Regions from separate parts of the Homo sapiens genome. Here region 1 is linked to region 2. Evidence: chromatin loops called from intact Hi-C (ENCODE). Cell type or tissue: GM12878. All regions are shown on one strand. Each heading gives the region's core, and the rest is flanking DNA. Links, peaks and the distances in the headings are about the cores only.

Region 1 (11,415 bases), core at 1,634-9,633, 77 kb before region 2:
CAAATTTGCACACCTTTTTTCATGTTCAGTTACCCTATCATTAGTACACTATGCAGCAGAGACTGTATTTTTACAGCTATTTCTGTTCCCACCATTCTTCAACTCCAGCCGAACAGGATTATTTGTTAATCCTTAAACATGCTGTGTACTTTCTCCCCTCCATTCCTTTTTCTATGCCATTCGCTGAAGCTCACAAACACTATGCCACATCCTCTCTCCTCATCTTCTGTCCAAATCCAAACCAACAATGTTTGACATACAGGAAATAACCTAATAGTTAGATAAAGATATTTAAATTCAATAGAATATTATACAATAACCAAAAATGAACAAGAGGGAAAAGAGGAGGAGAAATGTTTACTAAAATATGCATAAACAAATTCTATGAGTAACTTGATTATAAATAGGTATGTTGGTCAGGCTTTGATCAGCATGACATAAGGGCTACAGGAACTAGGGTAGCCATGTCAGGGCCTAGATTCTGAGACTTGTCCTTGCTAAAACTAACTCTCTGTCTCTCATATCTCCTCTTCCATTTCTCATTGTTACTTTTTTCTACTTTACATAAGTCTCTTCCATCACAGACAGACTTTCTCCTTAGAGATTAAGGGAGGATTATGGCAGATAATGGCTACCAGAATTCACAAATCTGTGAGCCAGTCCTAAATTTTAAAAATCCCCCAGGGAGACTCTGACAGGTCAGAATTGACACACAGCCCCACCTTAGACCAATCACCATACTCATAGGAATGGCTACCAGGAGTGGTCAGACCTAGAACAAGAGCCCTTTCCTGTCATCAGAGATGAGGGTACCATGATTGACAGGCTCATCAGAATCACCTGTTGGAGTGGAGAAGCAGTAGTTTCCCAAAGGAAATGTGTGTGTATTGGAGTGGAAAGAGGGGAGCAGAAGATTAGAGCAGAAGCAGCCAAGGTGCTGAGCAGACAAGAAAAACAACAGTTGCATTCTACAAATTGGCATGCATGGCCATCTGTGAATTACCCCTGCCACTGCTACAGCCTCCTTTTTCATCACTCTGTACCTCTCATCCTGTGTTAGGGATATTCTGAACTAATTAGAGTTCTGTAACTTCTGGGCTCCACCTTTGCACATGTTGTTCCTTCTTTCTCTAAGCCTTCCTAGTCTTTCTGCCTCTACCTCGCTAATTCCAACTCATACTTCAGCTCATATTGCAGCTATCACCTGCTCTAAGAAGCCTATGAGGATTCTATACTTGCCCCCACTCAGAGTTTTAGAATCCCACACGTGCTTATAGTGCTTGAAGCTTACCTCTAGCACAGCTCATACCATGTCATATTGTGATACACTCCAGCTAGTTTAAGCAGAACAGGACTATTACAAGATCCAAGTTAGCTTACAGAATTTCTGGGAAGCTGGGGAGCCAAGCTTGGGTATTACTCGGACTGTGAGCAGTCAGGAGAAACATCCACAATGATGCAGAAACCCCATGGCCAGCCACTGCCTGCCACTTAGCCACTTCAATACTCCACCAGAATTTGAGAACTCCTGCAATCACTGTCCCTAGAGAACTGAGCACCTCTACTGCCCTTCCGGCCACCAGAAGAACCTGTGGCCACCAGCTCATAGTAGTTGCTTTCATCTTCCAAATCTCTGCTTGGCAGAAGCTCGGTCATGTGAAGAATCTAGATGCAAGGGAAACTGAGAAATGTAGTCTTTTTCATGACAAACAGAAGGTTGAGTCATTTTGAATGAGCCAATTTCCCAGTCTTCCACCAAACCTCCACAACAACAAATTTGTTGTTAAGGGCAAACCAATTTATGGTTGTCCTACTGTCTTGGTAAGTAGTTTCATTGTCTGTATAAGATCTTGTTTCCTAGAAATACTTTTAATTTAATATCCATTTTTATCTAGTACTAGTATTGCTAGGCCAGCTTTTTGTTGTTGTTGTTGTTGTCACTAATTTTCTGGTATGTCTTTTTTCATGCCTTTATTTGTAATTTTTCTGTGTTATTTTGTTTGAGGTACATAACTTATAAACAGATATATACCTGCATTTTTGAAAAGCCTATCTAAAAGTCTTATCCTTTAGTAGGTGAGTTTAAATCTGACAATTTATCTCTGACATTTTATATTCCCCATTTATGAAGTTATTTTTTCCTCCTTTTTTGCCTTCTTTTGGATTATCCTAATTCCTTTTCTTTTTCTTCAACAGGTTTGGAAATTACACATTCTAGTTCTAATCATTTAGTGGTTTTAACAGACTTAGGTTTATATATTTTAATAAAGTCAATAGTTAATCCATATATCTAGCTTCTTCCTGCACAAGACAGAGCAATGTGACTTCCCTCCTGACTCATCATTTTCCCCAAATGCTCATGTAATTATTATCTAGATTTTGGTTTAAAATGTTTTTCTCTGTGTTTGAAAAGAATCACACAGAAGACACCCTTCTGTGTGACCATGCCATCATCTTGATCTGGATATTACAATAGCCTCTTTATCTCTTCCTTTCTCTGAATTCTTCCTGGCTTTATAGCCTTTCACCCCCATTCTTGAGTCCCCATTCTGCATATCATTTCTTCCACAACTTACAAAGACCCCTAGTTCCCTCACTCCTTGCCTTGCCACTGCACCACCCTGCAAACCTTCAGTTTGGGAGAGGTGCCCATATGTATCAAGAACAAGAAAGCACTGAAGATTCTCAAGCCTTCTAACCTACTCCTGCCTTCTCTGTTTTAGCACGTGATCCTGCTTCCTACTTTGGAGGAAATAGAAACCATCAAGTAAGAACTCAACATTTTCCACTTCCTCCACCATAAATTTATCTATATCCCCACCCATATTTCCCCCTCAGTCTCACATGAAGGAATGACCTTCCTCCACTCCTAGGCTAGCTTTAGGACACAGTCCGAAATTACTACTCCTGTCTGCTGTATTTTCAATTCTTCTTTATTGTACCCCAGACAATACTAGCTAAATCGATACCTTGCTTGTAGTGAACATTTGATAAACATTTATTACATTAAATAAATATAAATAAATGAATAAGTTTGTCAGGTAAGATATTTACAAAATGGTCATAATAGCTACATTTTCATCTGAGATATTGTTAAGAATATGGAGATATTGTAAACACTCAGCAGTGTTACTTTTTGCAAATATTTGAAGATCATATCAATTTATGGAACAAATATCTGAGTCTTACAAGTGTCTTATTCTGCGTGCTGGGAAAAGAGAGTGAATAAGACAGACAAAGACTCCACTCTCATGAGGCTGACATTCTAGAGCAAGAAAGCAGGAAATAAATAAGTAATCAAATAAGATCATTTCAAATGATGGAAGGGGTTATGAAGAAATTAAAAGAGGGTAATGGTTAGGGAGTGGCATGTGTAAGAGAAAATTAGAAGGCCAGGCCTGTGCAGCAAAAGCATAAAGAACAAGGAGGAATAAAGTGTGAGATGAGAAAAGGAAGGCAGTCGCCAGACCATGATATGATTTATAGAGTCAATTGTAAGTGCATTGGGATGCCACTGACTTTTTATAACTGAAGAAAAACATTCATAATTATAGTGTGCACAAAAATTGTACAACTTGACCACACAATCACATACACACACACACACACACAGCTCATGAAACAACTATCCAGCCCAGTTCAAGATATAGAACAGTTCCAAACCTCAGAAGATTCCCTCATGCCACTTCTCAATCTAACCACCCCGTCCCCAGTCCCTAGCAAAGGTAAAGTCCAGTAACCAATAATTGGCCTTCTGTCAAGGCAGATTAGTCTTGCCTATTCTTGAACATAAATAAATAGAATCATACAGTACAGACTTTTGTACGTGTTCACTTGCTTAATCCGGGAGATTCATCCATGTTATGGGATGTGCCAGTAGTTCATTCTTTTCTATTACTTGTTCTATTTTGTTGTATGAATATACAATCATTTATCTATTGTACTGTTAGTAGACATTTAGGTTGTTGCCAATGTTTGTTTATTATAAATAAAGCTAGTTAAATAGTGTTGAAACTTTTGATGGACATAGGCACTCATTTATTCTGGTATATACCCAGGCGTAGAATTGCATATATTTAGCTTTATTAGATATAGCCAAACAATTTTCCAAATGTATCATATATTCCTTTTTACTAGCAGTGCATGAAAGTTCTAGCTTCTTTACATCCTCAACAGTATTTGGTATTGTCAGTCTTTTTAATTCTTAAAATTTTAGCTGTTTTGGTGCGTGCATAGTACAGGTTGAGCATCCCTAATCCAAACATTTAAAATCCAAAATGCTCCAAAATCCAAAACTTTTTGAGCACTGACACAACACCACAAGTGGAAAACACTGCAGAAAAATCACCTATAGATGACATGGTAAAAATCTATGATGGGCTTATTGAAGGACTAGAGTAGTGTGCATTCCTAACAGAGTAAGAATTCATGGCAATGTATAAAATCAGACTTCTAACACAAAAACCATAGTTAATGAGGCAGATGACTCTGGGGGAAATATTTTTAAAAGCCATCCAGCAGAAAGCCTCCTCATCCATAGAGGACCCACTTGCTGGTCCCTCAAGTGCTTCTGATGTTTCTTTTCACCTTTTAAAAAAGTGTATGTAGTAACCTTTTAAACAGAACACAGCATCATCGGTAGAGACTGAAAGCCTGCCATTGTTTGTTGTTGCTGTTGTTTAACAGCTAATACAGGTATTCTGTTGATGCTGCTGTTCTGCTTAGTTTCTGTAAACCACATTATTTTTTCACTGTATTAATATTATGTCATATTTTTTACAGTTAAGTGATTATGTGTAAATAAGTGTTAGAAAATGATTACTTATTGTTAGCATATAAATTCAGAGTCAGGAATGTTGGTGATGCCATGCAACCACAGACTGTCCACATGGGTGGCCAAGATAGTGACACCTTTGCTTTTTGATGTACACCTTGGCTTTCAATGTACACAAATTTTGTTTCATACATAAAATTGTTTAAAATATTATAAAAATTTATCATCAGGCTATGTGTATAAGTTATATGCAAAAAATTGTTAAAAATACATAAACGAATATTGTGTTTAGGCTTGGCCTCATCACAAAATACCTTATTATGTATATAAAAAGATTCCAAAATAAAAAAAAGTCTAAAATTCAAAATACTTCTGGTCCCAAGCATTTTGGATAAGGGCTACTCAATCTGTAATATCTCATTGTAGCTTTAAATTTACTTTCCTTGATGATAATAATGTTGAACACCTTTTAAATATTCTAATCATATATTTGAATTTAGACCACTGATAGTTTAGGCAGAAGTTTGATCTTATTCATATTTCTAGAGATACCTCTTGTTGCTCCATGGAGAATTGGCTGTAGGGAAATACAGTGGAAGTAGAGGTAACATTTAAAAAACTATTGCAGTAGTCCTTTCAGTAGATGTAAGTGGCTTGGATAAATAGTGGCAAAGGGGTTAGAGAGAAGTGAAAAGATGCAAGATATATTTTGGAGGAAGCCTAGCAAATGTACCTACCCACTGGCCATGGGGGAGAAAAGGAGGAATCAAAGGTGGCCTAAACAGCAGAATGAATGCTGGTACGTTTCCCATGATGTGGAAACCCCAGAGCGGGTCCATTGAATGTTAGGAGGAAAATTATAGGAGATGAAAGAAGAGACTGAATCATACCGCAGCAAACTATGCCAACCCCAAAGTAAAATTTAAAAAATTCCAGTCACAAACTGTGCTCAAAGAGACATTCTGGGCAGAGAACTGCAATGGACTTTGACTTGCTTCCTGTCTTGCAAATGAACTCTGTAGCACTGTGCAGTATGAGTTTGCCAGCAAAACTTATATGACTTATTTTATCACTAATGTCGGGTTTTTTGTTCTTTCCTTCCAAGAATAAATATGTCTCTACATAATGAAATGAAAAATCAAGAAATTTAAAATTAGATTAGTTTGGAAATTACTGGCATTTTTCTTCTTGTGTAAGGTCACTCTGCCCTTGCAGGCCAGTGCTGGGGAAGTGACACATTTCTTTCTCCATCCCACACTTCTGCTTATTTTCATGCCATAAAAAGCAGATCTTCAACATTTCAAACGCTTAGTGCATGTGCAAATATTTTTCTCCTCATTTAAGACTTTAAGTTATGTTATGTAAAAAGCAGCATGCCAGACCACTAGTTTACTAGGCCATTTTCATACAAAAAACAAAATTCTGTCTTTGCAGAAATAGTAAGCTGACTCTTCAAGTTGGCTGGTATTAGCCTGCCTGCTGCTTTTAGGTAGTGATTTTCAGTTCTCAAATCAGAGATAACTCTGCATAAAGAAGGACCTCATAGTTGTTAACAGCTTACTATAGATAGTCCCTGTGCTAAACATCAATCCTGTGAGGTATGCACTATTATTATCTCCATTGAACATATGAGAAAACTGAGTTCAGTAGCCTGTCCAGGATCACTTGGCTGATAAATAGCAGGGATGAGATCAGAACCCAGGTTTATCTGAATCTAAAACTGAAGCTTTTGATGGTTCCCAAGCGAGGACAGTGTAGGCTGGAAATTAAGTGAGTGTGTGCCAAAGCCAGCCCCCATGGATTTGCATCACAGCCCTACCATCTACTGGCCATGTGGCCCTAGGCAGTCTTTTCTGGGGACCATCATGGTACCTATATCATTGGATATTGTAAGAATTAATAAGTTAACATATATAAAACACTTAGAGCTGTGCCTAGGTTATGCTATGAAAGTGTTAGCTATCACTTAAAAAATAGCTTTATTGAGATATAATTCACATACCATTCAATTCAAACATTTATGGTCTACAATTCAATGGGTTTTAGTATATTGAAAGAATTGTACAATCAGGCCGGGCACGGTGGCTCACGCCTGTAATCCCAGCACTTTGGGAGGCCGAGGCGGGCGGATCACAAGGTCAAGAGATCGAGACCATCCTGGCCAACATGGTGAAACCCCATCTCTACTAAAAACACACACAAAAAATTAGCTGGGCGTGGTGGCACATGCCTGTAATCTCAGCTACTCAGGAGGCTGAGGCAGGAGAATTGCTTGAACCCGGGAGGCAGAGGTTGCAGTGAGCCGAGATCATGCCACTGCACTCCAGCCTGGTGACAGAGCGAGACTCCGTCTCAAAAAAGAAAAAAAAAAAAAAGGAAGAAAAAAAGAAAGAATTGTACAATCTTCACCACAATCAACTTTAGAACATTTTATCACCCCAAACAGAAACCCAGCACCCATTAATAATCACTCCCTCTCCCATCCCACCTCCAGCCATAGGCAACCACTAATCTACTTTGTGTCTCTATAGATTTATAAATCTATAAGAATCTATAGAATATAGATTGCTTATTCTGGATATTTCATATAAATGAAATCACGTATGGGTCCTTTTGTTTCTGGCTTCTTTCACTAACATAGCATTTCAAAGTTAATTCATACTGTAGCACATATCAATACTTCATTTCTTTTTATTGCCCACTAATATTGCATTGTGTAGGTATACCTCATTTTATTTATCAATTCATGGACATTTGATTGTTTCCACTTTTGGCTATTGTGAATAACGATGCTATGAACACTTGTATACAAATTTTTATGTGGACCTATGTTTTTATTTTTCTTGGGTATATATCTGTGAGTGGAACTATAGCTATTGCTTGTCACTGCTTCTGGCTTTGTATATGTGAATATGCAGAGGTAATTCTCTCATATAAACACAAGCCTTGGAGTTTTTACTCTAAATGACCTAATGTGGTAAGTATCCTTCCTGTTTCTTATCACAAATGAAGAAACTGAGACTGGGAGATGTGCCTTACTGGTTCTTGGTCTGCAGCTTTGCCCAGGCTATATCCCCTTTTGAGCATACCCCCCTGACTCTTCCCCTTGTCAATCCTTTAGGTTTGAGCTAAGGCCTTACTTCTTGCTGGAAGCCTTGCTTAGACCCCCTGGCTGGGGCAGGTACCCTGCTCTGTGCCTCCACGATGTCCTAAGGGTTGCTTTACCATCAGCTTTGTCACATTTTCCTGTACTACCACAACCAACCAGATGGTAAGATGCTAGGGAAGGGGCACTGTCTTCCTCAACTCTGTCTTCCATGCTAAGTACAAGGGCTGACATGCAGTGGTTGTTCAGTGGATGTTGATAGAAGTTAAGAAGGGAGGAAGGAATCTGGCCCAGATACATGCTTAAAAGTGATATCTCTGGTCTATCAGACTGATAAAATATTTTCTGTCACATCATATGGCCCTAGTTTGAATTGATAAAAAAGAAAAGCCAAGGAATGATTATTCAGATTGGAAAAAGAGTCTTTCCTTTTTTTTTTTTTAAATTTATTTACTTATTTATTATTATATTTTAAGTTCTAGGGTACATGTGCACAACGTGCAGGTTTGTTACATATGTACACATGTGCTGTGTTGGCTTGCTGCACCCATTAACTTGTCATTTACATTAGGTTTTTCTCCTAATACTATCCCTCCCCAACCCCCCAACCCACAACAGACCCCAGTGTGTGTGATGTTCCCTGCCCTTTGTCCAAGTGTTCTCATTGTTCGATTCCCAACTATAAGTGAGAACATGCGGTGTTTGGTCTTCTGTCCTTGCGATAGTTTGCTCAGAATGATGGTTTCCAGCTTCATCCATGTCCCTACAAAAGACATGAACTCATCCTTTTTTATGGCTGCATAGTATTCCATGGTGTATTTGTGCCACATTGCCTTAATCCAGTCTATCATTGTTGGACATTTGGGTTGGTTCCATGTCTTTGCCATTGTGAATAGTGCTGCAATAAACATATGTGTGCACGTGTCTTTACAGTAGCATGATTTGTAATTCTTTGGGTATATACCCAGTAATGGGATCGCTGGGTCAAATGATATTTCTAGTTCTAGATCCCTGAGGAATTGCAACACTGTCTTCCACAATAGTTGAACTAGTTTACAGTCCCACCAACAGTGTAAAAGTGTTCCTATTTCTTCACATCCTCTCCAGCACCTGTTGTTTCCTGACTTTAATGATTGCCATTCTAACTGGCGTGAGATGGTATCTCATTGTGGTTTTGATTTGCATTTCTCTGATGACCAGTGATTATGAGCATTTTTTCATGTGTCTGTTGGCTGCACAGATGTCTTCTTTTGAAAAGTGTCTGTTCATATACTTTGCCCACTTTTTGATGGGGTTGTTTGATTTTTTCTTGTAAATTTGTTTGAGTTCTTTGTAGATTCTGGATATTAGCCCTTTGTCAGATGGGCAGATTGCAAAAATTTCTCTCATTCTGATGGCAGTTTCTTTTGCTGTGCAGAAACTCTTTTGTTTAATTAGATCCCATTTGTCAATTTTGGCTTTTGTTGCCATTGCTTTTGGTGTTTTAGGCAGGAATCCTTGCGCATGCCTATGTCCTGAATGGTATTGCCTAGGTTTTCTTCTAGGGTTTTTATGGTTTTAGGTTTAACATTTAAGTCTTTAATCCATCTTGAATTAATTTTTGTATAAGGTGTAAGGAAGGGATCCAGTTTCAGCTTTCTACATATGGCTAGCCAGTTTTCCCAGCATCATTTATTAAATAGGGAATCCTTTCCCCATTTCTGGTTTTTGTCAGGTTTGTCAAAGATCAGATGGTTGTAGATGTGTGGTGTTATTTCTGAGGCCTCTGTTCTGTTCCATTGGTCTATATCTCTGTTTTAGTACCAGTACCATGCTGTTTTGGTTACTGTAGCCTTGTAGTATAGTTTGAAGTCAGGTAGCGTGATGCCTCCAGCTTTGTTCCTTTTGCTTAGGATTGTCTTGGCAATGCAGGCTCTTTTTTGGTTCCATATGAACTTTAAAGTAGTTTTTTCCAATTCTGTGAAGAAAGTCATTGGTAGCTTGATGGGGATGGCATTGAATCTATAAATTACCTTGGGCAGTATGGCTATTTTCACCATATTGATTCTTCCTATCCATGAGCATGGAATGTTCTTCCATTTGTTTGTATCCTCTTTTATTTCGTTGAGCAGTGGTTTGTAGTTCTCCTTGAAGAAGTCCTTCACATCCCTTGTAAGTTGGATTCCTAGGTATTTTATTCTCCTTGTAGCAATTGTGAATGGGAGTTCACTCATGATTTGGCTCTCTGTTTGTCTGTTATTGGTGTATAGGAATGCTTGTGATTTTTGCACATTGATTTTGTACCCTGAGACTTTGCTGAAGTTGCTTATCAGCTTAAGGAGATTTTGGGCTGAGACAATGGGGTTTTCTAAATATACAATCATGTCATCTGCAAACAGGGACAATTTGACTTCCTCATTTCCTAATTGAATACCCTTTATTTCTTTCTCTTGTCTGATTGCCCTGGCCAGAACTTCCAACACTATGTTGAATAGGAGTGGTGAGAGAGGGCATCCCTGTCTTGTGCCAGTTTTCAAAGGGAATGCTTCCAGTTTTTGCCCATTCAGTATGATACTGGCTGTGTGTTTGTCATAAATAGCTCTTATTATTTTGAGATATGATCCATCAATACCTAGTTTATTGAGTTTTTAGCATGAAGCACTGTTGAATTTTGTCGAAGGCCTTTTCTGCATCTATTGAGATAATCATGAGATTTTTGTCTTTGGTTCTGTTTGTGTGATGGATTATGTTTATTGATTTGCATATGTTGAACCAGCCTTGCATCCCAGGGATGAAGCCAACTTGATCTTGGTGGATAAACTTTTTGATGTGCTGCTGGATTCTGTTTGCCAGTATTTTATTGAGAGTCTTTGCTTTATTAAACCACTTAGAACAATCTTCTTGTAAATAGTGAGCCCCTGGGAAAGTGTTGCTTGAAAGACAGGGTGTGTGTCACAGTGATACCCAGGATGCTTTTAGGGGTATACGGAGGACATTTTTAACTTCACAGTCTATTATTTATTTCATATGAATATAGAATATAGCTATATTATATGAATATAGCTAGGATATAAGACCCACAATATCATTTTTAGGAGCAGGCTAACGTCTTTTTTTTTTTTTTAAATTAAGACTATCCTCTTTTTTTTTAATGGAGCCTTGCTTTGTCACCAGGCTGGAGTGCAGTGGCTCCATCTTGGCTCACTGCGACCTCTGCCTCCCGGGTTCAAGAGATTCTCCCTGCCTCAGCCTCCCAAGTAGCTGGGATTACAGGCGCCCGCACCATGCCTAGCTAATTTTGTATTTTTAGTAGAGACAGAGTTTCACCATGTTGCCCAGGCTGGTGTCAAACTCCTGACCTCAGGTGATCCACCCTCCTTGACCTCCCAAACTGCTGAGACTATTCAAAATATCTATTAAGTAAATAATGGTCCAGATGAAACACAGATATAGGAAATCTTGTATAGGTGGTAAAAATAATTCAAGTTTTAGAACACCATTTAACATTTAAAATGTGAAAAGTTCTAAGTACAAAGTGTACTTTATAAAGCAGTGT
Region 2 (11,415 bases), core at 1,799-9,798:
CAATCACCTCCACCAGGCCCCACCACCAACATTGGGGATTGCAATTGAACATGAAATTGGGGCGGGGACACAGATCTAAACCACATCAATCACCCTTTTCCAACTCCTCTATAGGCTAGTTGCTTTTTTGTTTGTTTTCCTTGTCCCTAGTGCAGACTTACTTTCCTGGCTTCTTTCAGGTCATAAAAATTCTCCTGGTAACTCAGCCACAAGAATGGTCTCAGTTCAGTAATTAAAATGTTCAATAAAATTTGAATGACACTCATAAAATTTGAGCCTCCCCACCCCCATCTTGTTGCTGCAGCAGACTGGAAAACCTAGGGGGTGGGGAGAAGGGATGGAAATACAGACGGCTGCTTCTTCCGTCTCCTTGCTCTCTGTCCACCCACACCCACCTTCTTAAACCCCCAATTAACTACCTCTGTGCTTTCAGGGTTGGATCAGGAAAAGGGAGGAGAGGTCATCAAGGTCCCACTTGGTAGGCACAGACACAGTCACCTATGGCAGCCTCTCGGTATGGCAGAATCCTGTTGCTCACTCTTTACTTCACTGGGTATTTTTGTGAATTTCAGGGAGATACTCCCCTTGGAACATCCAACTATGCTCCCATTGTGAAGGCAATGTCTCTCCTCAGGCTGGCCCTCTACAATTCTCTCCTCAGCCCCTGGCTATCTGGTGGCCACTCCCTTCCCTGTGGTCACATACCCCCTCCAGCCAGTTTTGGAATATGAGGTTGCCCCAGGCAAGCTTCTCCACAGGCCCACATCTGGCTCAGGAGAAACAGTCACCCACCCTTGCCTCACTGCTTGTGGATGTGCAGTTTGCTCCCAGTGCCCCTGCCCACTTCTCCCCTTTCCTCCCCACCTTCTCTAACCTGGATGATTTGCACAGAGCTACTCGTACCAGTCCTTAATGCTCTTCAAACTCCAGAGGCACATTTAAACCTCGTCAGGTGGTTTCGATAAAGTATCCTTTTTATTTGAGCTAAGGAGACAGGAATGCCACTATCTTTGCCTGGGAGAGAAGGAAAGAAACACCCAAGGCACTCCAACAATTCTCCAAAGAAAACAGGTCCCCCCTATTTTCCCCCTCATCACTAGCCCTCTTCTACTACTAATTCCCTCCCAGGTTAGATTTCATGGTACATACTTTCAGTAACCTCCTTGCCAATACCATAAATTCTCTTGTCTATCTTTTCCTCACATCCATCTGGAAAAACCTCAATCCTGGATGAACTCAACAGCCCACACTCTCCATGCCTGCACCAAGGCAGCTGAGCCACTGGCAGCTGAAGTAAGAAACACAAAAGGGCAGGCTGAAAGAACTATAATTTTAAGGTCAGTCACTCTGGGCCCTCCACACTGCCAACAATGCTGTTATAGTTATTTGGCCAGCTGGCTCTCTTAGTCTCTGCAAGAGCCATCTCAAGTCTTCCACACTCTCTTCAACCTCTAATCCCCTATTGTGCTGTTCATGCTCAGAAAATGCCTCACCTTTTATTTCTTGGAGACTACAAAATTAAATAACTTCTTCCCCCTAGCAAAGTTACTATCCAACCTATACCTTCACCCATCCTATTCTCTTTCCCTCCTGTTAAAATAGAGAGGGTCTTAGTGCAAGACCAACTCCTCTGTTTCTTATTTGGATCCCATCCCCTCCCACCTTCTTAAGAAGCATACGCCACTATCTCTTCTCCTAGCTTCAACCTCTGTCTTCTGGATTCTTATTAGTATCTAAAGACAGTAAAGTCTCCCCATCTTAACACATCTGTACACTTAGAATTACTTCATATATGAAAGTTATTTAACCATCCATATTACCCTATGAAGTAGATATTCTTTTAGCCCTAATTTTTAAGAGAAACAAGTTCAGAGATATTCCATAACTTGTCTAAGATCACATGGCTGGTAATTAAAATGAGATTCAAACCCAGGCGGTTTGATTCCATAGCCTTTTCTAGTCTCTGGATTCCCTGTTTGTTTTTATTATCTATTCTTTTTTTTTTTTTTTTTTGAGACGGAGTCTCGCTCTGTCGCCCAGGCTGGAGTGCAGTGGCGCGATCTTGGCTCACTGCAAGCTCCGCCTCCCGGGTTCACGCCATTCTCCTGCCTCAGCCTCCTGAGTAGCTGGGACTACAGGCGCCCGCCACCACGCCCGGCTAATTTTTTTTTTTTTTTTTTTTTTTTTGCATTTTTAGTAGAGATGGGGTTTCACCATGTTAGCCAGGATGGTCTCAATTTCGTGACCTCGTGATCCACCCGCCTCGGCCTCCCAAAGTGCTGGGATTACAGGTGTGAGCCAGGGCGCCTGGCTTATCTATTCTTTCTTTAGATTTTCTATTGCGTTGTCTTATCTCCTTATGATCTGCTTCCTTCCCACCCTCCCACCCCTAACTTTTATTAAGATAAACTTGAAAGTGGCAGAAAAGCTGCAAGAATAATACAATGGGCTACCTATATAACCTTTTTCTAGATTCACACACATAACTATGCATATATGCATATACACATACATACACAAAGGCAGTTACCCAATGACATGATTCAAATTTCGGTGACTATGCCTACTAAATGTAATTACACAAAGTACAAACTTCACTGCAAGAACTTCAGTCTGCCAACCATTATGTAATTAACAAATGTGCATCATCATCAATGACAGTGACCAATCATTCACTGCTTTGAAAATCTGTCAGCAATTGATCACTGCACATCTGTTTTTCAGTTCATGCACAGACAGCAAGGCGTGAAATTGTGTTACTTCCTTGTCTCCCAGTGATAAACTCACAAAATATTTTACAAAAATAGATATTAAAGGCCGGGCACGGTGGCTCATGCCTGTACTCCCAGCACTTTGGGAGGCCGAGGCAGGTGGATCACGAGGTCAGGAGTTCAAGACCAGCCTGGCCAACATGGTGAAACCCTGTCTCTACTAAAATTACAAAAATAAAATTAGCTGGGCATGGTGGCTCCTGCCTGTAATCCCAGCTACTCAGGAAGCTGAGGCAGGAGAATTGCTTGAACCGGGACCTGGGAAGCAGAGGTAGCAGTGAGCAAGATTGCACCACTGCACTCCAGCCTGGGCTACAGAGCAAGACTCTGTCTCAAAAAAACAAAACAAAACAAAACAAAACAGATATTAGAAAGAGGAAATTGGCCAAGAAAAATGAAAGTGAAGGAAAAACATGAAAAGTAGTAACACTGGATGTGAAATTCAGATCAAACATAGAGTTACAGAAACGATAGTTGGCTATGGCAATATTGACACTGTGATCATTAGAAAGACTCTAGGTATGCAGTCAGGGGAACTTAGTAAAGGTGGAATTATTGACATTAATGAAGAAAGTGGCTGTGACAAAAAAGGATGAAGATGTCCCAGAGGAAGTGACATTGCCAAAAAACTTCACAAAAAAGTAGGTAGATTGATACAATTAGAAAATCTCTTTAGAAACATTTCACAACACTGAAAATGCAAAGGATAAAATAATGTAAGCTAATCTAAACTTAGAAAGGAATATGATGATTTGTGAAAGTGGAGAAAAGATGCTTCATCCATAAGATAAGTTATATAATCAGAAGAAGCAACACTGTTCAAATTATTCTTGGTAAGCTTTTTATTGTTGATGTTGTTTGTTTGATTGTTTGTTTGTTTTTGAGATGGGGTCTTGCTCTGTCACGCAGGCCGGAATGCAGTGGCATGATCATGGCTCACTGCAACCTCTGCCTCCTGGGTGCAAGCCATACTCCCACCTCAGTTTCCTGAGTAGCTGGGACTACAGGCACACACCACCATGCCTGGCTAATTTTTGTATTATTTTTGGAGACACAGTATTTCATCAGGTTGCCCAGGTTGGTCTCAAACTCCTGAGCTCAAGCAAACTGCCCATCTTGGCCTCCCAAAGTGCTGGGATTACAGGTGTGAGCCAGCATGCCTGGCCTTTGGTAAGTTTTAACAAAGAAATAAAACACTTTAATCCTCAATATTTCTAATGTTTTAAATTACAGTGCACTAAATACAAATTAGTTTTGTGTTTTTTTTTTTTTTTTTTTTACAATTTTCTGCATTTATGACTGACCGTAAGAGTGTTCTTAATGTTTTGGTAAACATTTTTAAAGGTGACAGAACAACTGTGATTTTCCCCATTGATTAAGATCACTTTGTAGTTTCAGCTTGCATGGTCATTTTTATAATCTTGTACTACCATATCTTTTTACAGTCCTGCAAAGTGAAGACTGCATGCATATGTATAGATATAGATATTACAGAGCCATTTGAAAGTCCTCTACATATAAAAGGATGTTTCATTTCCTACACATTTCAACATGTATCTCTTTTAAGAACAATGATATTCTCCTACATGATCACAATATCTCTCTTATCACACTCAAGAAATTTAACATTGATACCACAATATATCTAATATTCAGTACATCTGCAAATTTATTCAATTGCCTAAATAACATCCTTTATAGCATTTTAAAATATCCTGTATCTATATTAGGTTTAGGCATAGCTTTTACTTTCCTTTCATCTAGAATAGTTCCATTGCCTTTTTTTCCCCTCTCATGACATTGATAGTTTTTAAAGAGTTCTGTAGAATGTCTTACTATTTGGATTTGTCTAATGCTTAGGTTTAGATTAAATATTTTGGCAACAACACTACATAGATGATGGTTTGTCCTCCCTTATTCATTAATATCAGAAGGCTCGTAATGTTCATTAGTACCATCAGTATTCATTTTTAAGTTTGATCATTTGGTTAATGTGATATGTGTTGGATTTCTCTATTGTCAGATTATCTCTTTGTGTTATTAATGAGTAATGTATAAGGAGATACTTGGAAACTATGACTATTTTCCAACCTCTCACCTATTGGCATTAGTATACATTGATAATCCTTTCATTGTCAATGAAGAGCCATCCCTGGCTCTTCAGTTTACCTCGTATACCATTATTATTACTTTTGTGATTCAAAATGGTGATTTTCCAATTCTATCAATCTGTCCACATTTATTAGCTAGCATTCTTCTATAAAGAAAAGCTTTCCCTCTTTTTTTGTATCCCCTCCCTCTCCCTTTTTTTTTTGTTTTGTTTTTGAGAAAGAGTCAGGAGTGCAGTGGCTGCGATCTCAGCTCACTGCAACCTCTGCCCCCAGGGTTCAAGCGATTCTCCTGTCTCAGCCTCCCAAGTGGCTGGAATTACAGGTGCACACCACTATGCCTACCTGATTTTTGTGTTTTAATAGAGACAGGGTTTCACCATATTGGCCAGGCTGGTCTCAACTCCCAGCCTCAAGTGATCCACCCACCTTGGCTTCCCAAAGTGCTGGGATTACAGGCATGAGCCACCATGCCAGGCCCCCCAACTTTTTTTGAGTATTTTTATAGACTCATGGATTTTCTTTTTATTCACTATTTTTTAATGAATTACCATCATTATTCTTTTTATCATTCAAATTGCCCTATTTTGGCCTGTAGGAGGACCTTCAATTTGCTTTCTTTGTCCTTTGACTTGTCCCACCAGTTTGTGAATGCTTTCTTGGTTATTTTTTATGAATGCTAGATATTGCATTTGGATCATTGTAAAAATAGTTTTAGACCAAGAAGAATGTTATCTTTCTTCAAGGAATTTTTATAGGTGCTTCTGGTAAGAGATTAAGGCCAGTAGCAATCCTACATCACCTTAATTCAATCCAGTTGGAAGGCCTCAGAGAATATGAAGTGGGTGGTTCAACCCTCCAGGAGGGTTGGCCTATTTCTATGTTACCCTTACTCTCATGTAGTCCTTTGGGTCCCAACCCAAAACCTGACATCACTTCCCTTTACCTTCCTTGAACTTCAGTTTTATCTCCCTATCCTTGTTAGTCTGTTAAAATTTCTATTAAGCTTCTCAGACTCCTCTTCGGAAAAGTGGTTCTAAATGCTCTACTCACCTCTCCGAGTTTCTTTCTCCCAGATATTATCCCAGATGTTGTCATGTTAACTCTCAGAGTAATTTTCAAAATATTTTGTCCAACTTTTGTGGTTTTACTTGGTAAGAGTGTTAGCCGAATTGCCTAATTCATTACTGGAAGTGAAAGTTCCCCTCATTACAGCTTTACTTTTAAAAATTAAAATATAATCATGTCATTTTCCTAATTAAAGCACTTCAATGACATCCATTTTTCTTCAGAATTCTTACTTAGGAGGCCTGAAGGTCTACATTCCCAAGTAATCTCCAGCCACTCTCCTTCTCACTTTCTATTTTGCAGACACAGTGGCTCTCTTTGGCATGCCACAACTTCACAATTCTGGCTTTGCACTTAACATTCTGTCCCCTGACCACCATTAGCTGCTCCCACCCATATCCTTTTGACCTAGTTCATGCTTACTCCATCATCAGAGCCAACCAAATGTTTCTTCACCAGGAAAGACTTCTTCCAAAGCACTTATTAAAGTTTACGGTTGTAAGTTGATTTGAGTGGTTATTTGAGTTAATACGTCTTCTTCCATATGCAACACGAAGGCAGAGATCATGTCCGTTTTTTTCACTACTTGCGTGCCCAGCAACTACTTGTAGCAGACATTCAACAAAATAGAAGAATAAATAAAAATCATGTCAACCAACAAGTTCTTTTCTGGGTCACTTATCTGTGTAACCATACTATTTATTTTCACCAACTCCCTGTACCTAGGGTTCTGTCAATGCAGCTAACATTTCCTGCCTTTCAACTTGAGGTCTGATAAAAAGTTTTGGTTTCCATTTCTCTAATGCTGACATTTATTTCATTTCAATAGAGAGTTATTTTTAACCAAAGTAACATTGTTTTTTGGTGACTTTGCAAAACTTTCAAACCAAGAGGTTATCTTTGTTTCAATGTAAACACACTGATAATTGAAAAAAAGCCATTCAGAGCCTTGATGTCTAATTTAGCTAACTCTTCAGAAAGTGAAAAATAAAAACCAAAGAGTCTCAGGCAGGTGATGAAGTAAAAATAATGCATACACTAAATAATGCTGCAAGTGTTTTATTTGGCTTAGTATAGATTTCCCTGGTACCATAAATTTCCATCTGTTTTGCATTTGAAAATAAATGACAGCTGCTTCTTTAAAGTCTGTAGGCAAGAAGAATAATAGGAATGCTAATTGATACTATAAGTTTTTGTTTTAAGGCCAAATTTAGGCTTACATTACTAGAAGCTTGCATGAGCCTGTATCGATTTTTTATTTTCATATGCTTGGCCTGACTATTTTTTCTTTCTTTAGTCACATAACATACAAATATCAACTGTTTGATTTCTTTAGCCTCAAAGTCATTTCTTAGTCAGCTTCCCAGAATGGGGTCATGAGGTCACAATTGGGTAATGGGAACTTTAAATTCGCTCATGTTTATAGGGATTACAGCTTCCTTCTGCTAGAGAAATGTGATATGAGTGGACACACTACTGGGCAACACTTCACTCCCAGACTTTGTGAAAATAAATCTCCCTCCTCTGCAAATGCAGAATATGGCCCACTGCTCCTCTTTTAAAAAACACACTTTTAAGACCTCCTAATTAACCTACATGTAAAATGGATGAATGAACATGTTTGCTATGTAAGTTTGACAGTGGGGACTTTCTTAGGTATGGTAGCAAGTGGCTCCAGCGTCTCCCCTAAACTTTAGATTTAATTATGCAATATCCTACTAACTTTCTCACTTAAATATCTAATATGTGTCAATCTTAACAAGTCCAAAACTACATTATCGTTTCTCCCTGTTCCCCAAAACATGTTCTTCCTACAATCTTCACCATCTAAGTGAAGGACAGATCCATTCTTCTAGTTGCTCAAGCCAAAAACTGAGGACTTATTTCTGGCTCTTCAGTTTCCCTCATACACCAAATCCACTCAGCTTTACCCTCAGCATGTGTCCAGAATCTAACCACCTCTCTCCATTATCATGATCCAGGCCACCATCATCTCTTGCTTGGTCTATTAACTAATCTTCCTGTGTTCACTCTTTCCATCCTCTCCACACAACACCAGAGTGATCCTTTTAAAAAGTAAATTATATAGATTTCTGTCTCAGGGTAAAATCCAAAGTCCTTACTATGGGCCAAGCCTAAAAGATTTTATGAAATCTGGCCTCTGGTCATCCCTTTGACCTCATCAACAGTACTCTTGTTCATTCCACTCCCATCAGACTGGCTTCTGTGATTTCCCTCTAACATGCCAAGCTTGTCCCTACACATGCTATTCCATCTACCTGGAATGCTCTTTCCCTAATAGCTGTGTGACTTATGCCTTCGTTTTCCTCAGGCTACTGCTTAAATGTTTTCTTTTTGGGGAGGCCTTCTAGTAACAGCACATCATATTTTTTAAAAACACTTCATTTCCTTTTCCACAGCACTCTCTAACACCTTATGTAGAGTGACCACACATCTTGGTTTTTCCATGACAGTCCTGATTTCAGCTGTACTATATTGACATAATTGTGAATAATTATTCTCAAAGTGTCCTTTTTTGATAAAGTATGTGGTTGTCCTACCCTTACCATGTCTTATTTTATTTTTACAGCTTTCATCGCCACCTGATACCACCTGTCTTCCTCTTATTAGAATGTTAAGAGTTGACCATTTATTTTATTCTCTACTGTATTCCTAGCACTTAGAAGTACCTAGAACACAAATGCTCAAGAGTATGTGTTGAATGAATAAGTGAAGTCATTGATTACCTGATGTATGTCCAGTGCTCTACTGGGAACCAAAGAGGAGAAGACAAATACAACACAGTCCCTATTCAATGCATAAGGCCCATGAAATTTAAATATATATATTTATATATAATAAATATATATATTTATTTATATATAATAAATATATATATTTATTTATATAATAAATAACTATATTTATTAGTTATATAAATAAATATATTTATTATACAATATATATTATTTATATATATTTATTTAAAGTGGCTCAAGTGATTCTCATGTGCAGGCCAGTTTAAAAACCCAGGAGCTATCTGCCTAATGGAGGAGTCAGAGATGAAAGGCAGGTGAGCATCAGAATGATCTCTCTTTAGTGAATGGCTAGGATGTCCAGTCTGCCAAAATCACCATATTGAATTTGGACATCAACATGAAAACGTATGCTGTGTACAAGAGACTGCACAGTGAGGCTGCCAAGGGATATTAATGAATTCAGTTCCTAAATTCTATTACTGTGCTGGGGAAAACAAAAACAAAAACCAAAAAAAAAAAAACAAAAACCTTCTTTACTATAAAAACAGAGTGTTGGCTTTTCAGTGCCTGAATAGCAAAAGTGGGAACTCTTCATGGCCCAGAATGTCTTTGACAGTATAAGAAGTGGGGAGAAGAAAGCTTTCCCACAGAGAACTGTGTCTGGGGCTGGATTAAAATGAGCACTCAGTCACAATTTATTTGTTGTAGGAAAGGGATTTGTAACCAAACCCATGCACATAAACTCTAATTATTTCCTCAGGATAAATTCATACAAGTAGAAGTGCTGTTAACTCACATGATCTCTGCACACGATTATCAAGATCTTTTAGTTGGGAATTCACTTGTTTTTTTGAGTAGAGGTTTTAAATTTTTTTTCTATTGGATTTTAGATGTACCCCAAGTAAAAAACAGCTGAGTCTCTTAACATTCTAAAGAATAATACTTCTAGCTACTTTAAGAAATCTGCTGATGGTAATCCTCTTCTCTGACAATATAGTTAGGCTTAATTCATCATCTCTATGCAACTGTTCCTCAGGGACATGGTTCCAGGAACCCCCAAGATACCAAAATCCGTGGATGCTCAAGTCCCCCATAGAAAATGGCATAGTATTTGCATACTATGCACATCCTTCTATCTACTTCAAGTAATCTCTAGGTTACCTATACTACTTAATAAAATGCTATGTAAATAGTTATTATATTGTACTTTTATTTGCATTAATTTTTTATTGTTTTCTTTCCTAAATATTTTTGATCTATGGTTGGACGAATCTGTGGATGTGGAGTGTGCAGATGCTGAGGGCTGACTGTATTTGGCCTTGCATGTAAATCTCTATTATGGCACTTACCATGCTAGTGTGTTTGTTTTCCTACTTGGCCACACCCGTAAGCCACCTCCTCCCCACCCCCAAGTGTTTTAAAAGACTATGAGCTCTTAAAGCAGTAGTGCCTAGAGAATTTCTGCAAAGTGCAGATTCTCCTGACCTGTTCTCTGAGATTCAGGAGGACTACGGTGGGACTGGGGCATCTGCAGCAGGCTTTCCCAAGTGATTCTGGGTGGTCAGTACACAGACTTCCCTACAAGAAACTAACAAGTGGAGACTGTCTTAGTCACCATTGCATAACTACCGCTAGATAAATGTGTGTTGAATCAATTGATTGAATGATCAGGAAAACATCTGGGGATTTCTCTGAGGAAATCATCACATACAGACCTAAAGCCAGTTAGATCAGACAGTACTTTCAGTATGTGCTGTAAGAATTACTCAACAGGTCCAAAACTGAAGGGGATTCAAGAGAATACTTGACTGTTAGGGATCTTGAGAAAACAAAACAGTCAAGCAGATGATTAGGCAATTTACAAATGCAAATCTTAGATAATCAGAATAGTTTGTGATCTTGCTTAAGCATTTTAGAACTTGTCCTATTCACACTTTTATCTGTTTCATTTTCTACTAGGCCTTTTAACCCTCACCTTTCCTAAACAGAAGCACTCTGGTGCCTTGTCAGAGGCAGAGAAAAAAGTGAGTTTCAAGAGGGAGGAAACTATAACTGAGAGATATTTTTAAAACTTGGAAATGGTCTGCAAGCTGCATGTTCCATCACCTTATGAAAATATGAATTTTAAGTTTACATTTATCAAAGCATGTTCATGACAGGCTCTAAACCAACCTACCTTTGAGGTTACCTTTAATTCATTAATTCACGTTTGTTAACTTCCCTACCTTGTTGCTTGACATATTCCCTAGGAGCATTTTCTAATCTTCTCTCGCCAACATCATATTTGAAGTAAATAAATTACACCCAAATCTTATCTTGTTCTAGAATCCCACGAGTGCAGAACTCCTTCTCAGGGAAATAGGAAATCTTCCTTTGGGTAAGTTCCAGGAGTTGGTTCATTATAACAACATCAAGACAGTATTTTTAATAATAAATTTTATAGGTTTAAAAACAGCAGTACTTCAGTTGCCTAGAGAATAATAGTTTCATTTTATTTATTTATTTATTTATTTATTTACTTATTTATTTAGACAGGGTCTTGCTCTGCTGCCCAGGCTGGATTGCAGTAATGAGACTGCTTATTTATTTATTTATTTATTGAGGCAAGGTCTTGCTCTGTTGCCCAGGCTAGATTGCAGTAATGTGGCCATGGCTCACCGCCACCTCCTTGGCTCATGTGATCCTCCTGCCTCAATTGCCTAGTAGCTG

The links. Hi-C counts contacts between places; a loop is a spot of excess contacts. Peaks named below come from ENCODE experiments on the same cell type or tissue, not always from the same donor. Only the 100,000 strongest peaks of a DNase experiment are listed, where the experiment ranks them.
Region 1: a loop joins it to region 2, with 3 times the contacts of the local background. A loop is called at or near these places in 6 of 110 quality-filtered maps.

The regions. Positions count from the first base shown.
Region 1 is chr3:156,581,333-156,592,747 of GRCh38, forward strand. No RefSeq gene overlaps it. Among named protein-coding and RNA genes, the nearest start is that of SSR3, 32 kb to the left of the region's middle. In GM12878, for the core only: no CTCF peak of the experiment used is centred there; DNase peaks (open chromatin) are centred at 1,639, 6,056 and 6,179.
Region 2 is chr3:156,658,166-156,669,580 of GRCh38, forward strand. No RefSeq gene overlaps it. Among named protein-coding and RNA genes, the nearest start is that of TIPARP, 11 kb to the right of the region's middle. RefSeq lists an enhancer at 3,311-3,360. In GM12878, for the core only: no CTCF peak of the experiment used is centred there; a DNase peak (open chromatin) is centred at 6,771; H3K4me3 peaks cover 418 bases; H3K27ac peaks cover 2,769 bases.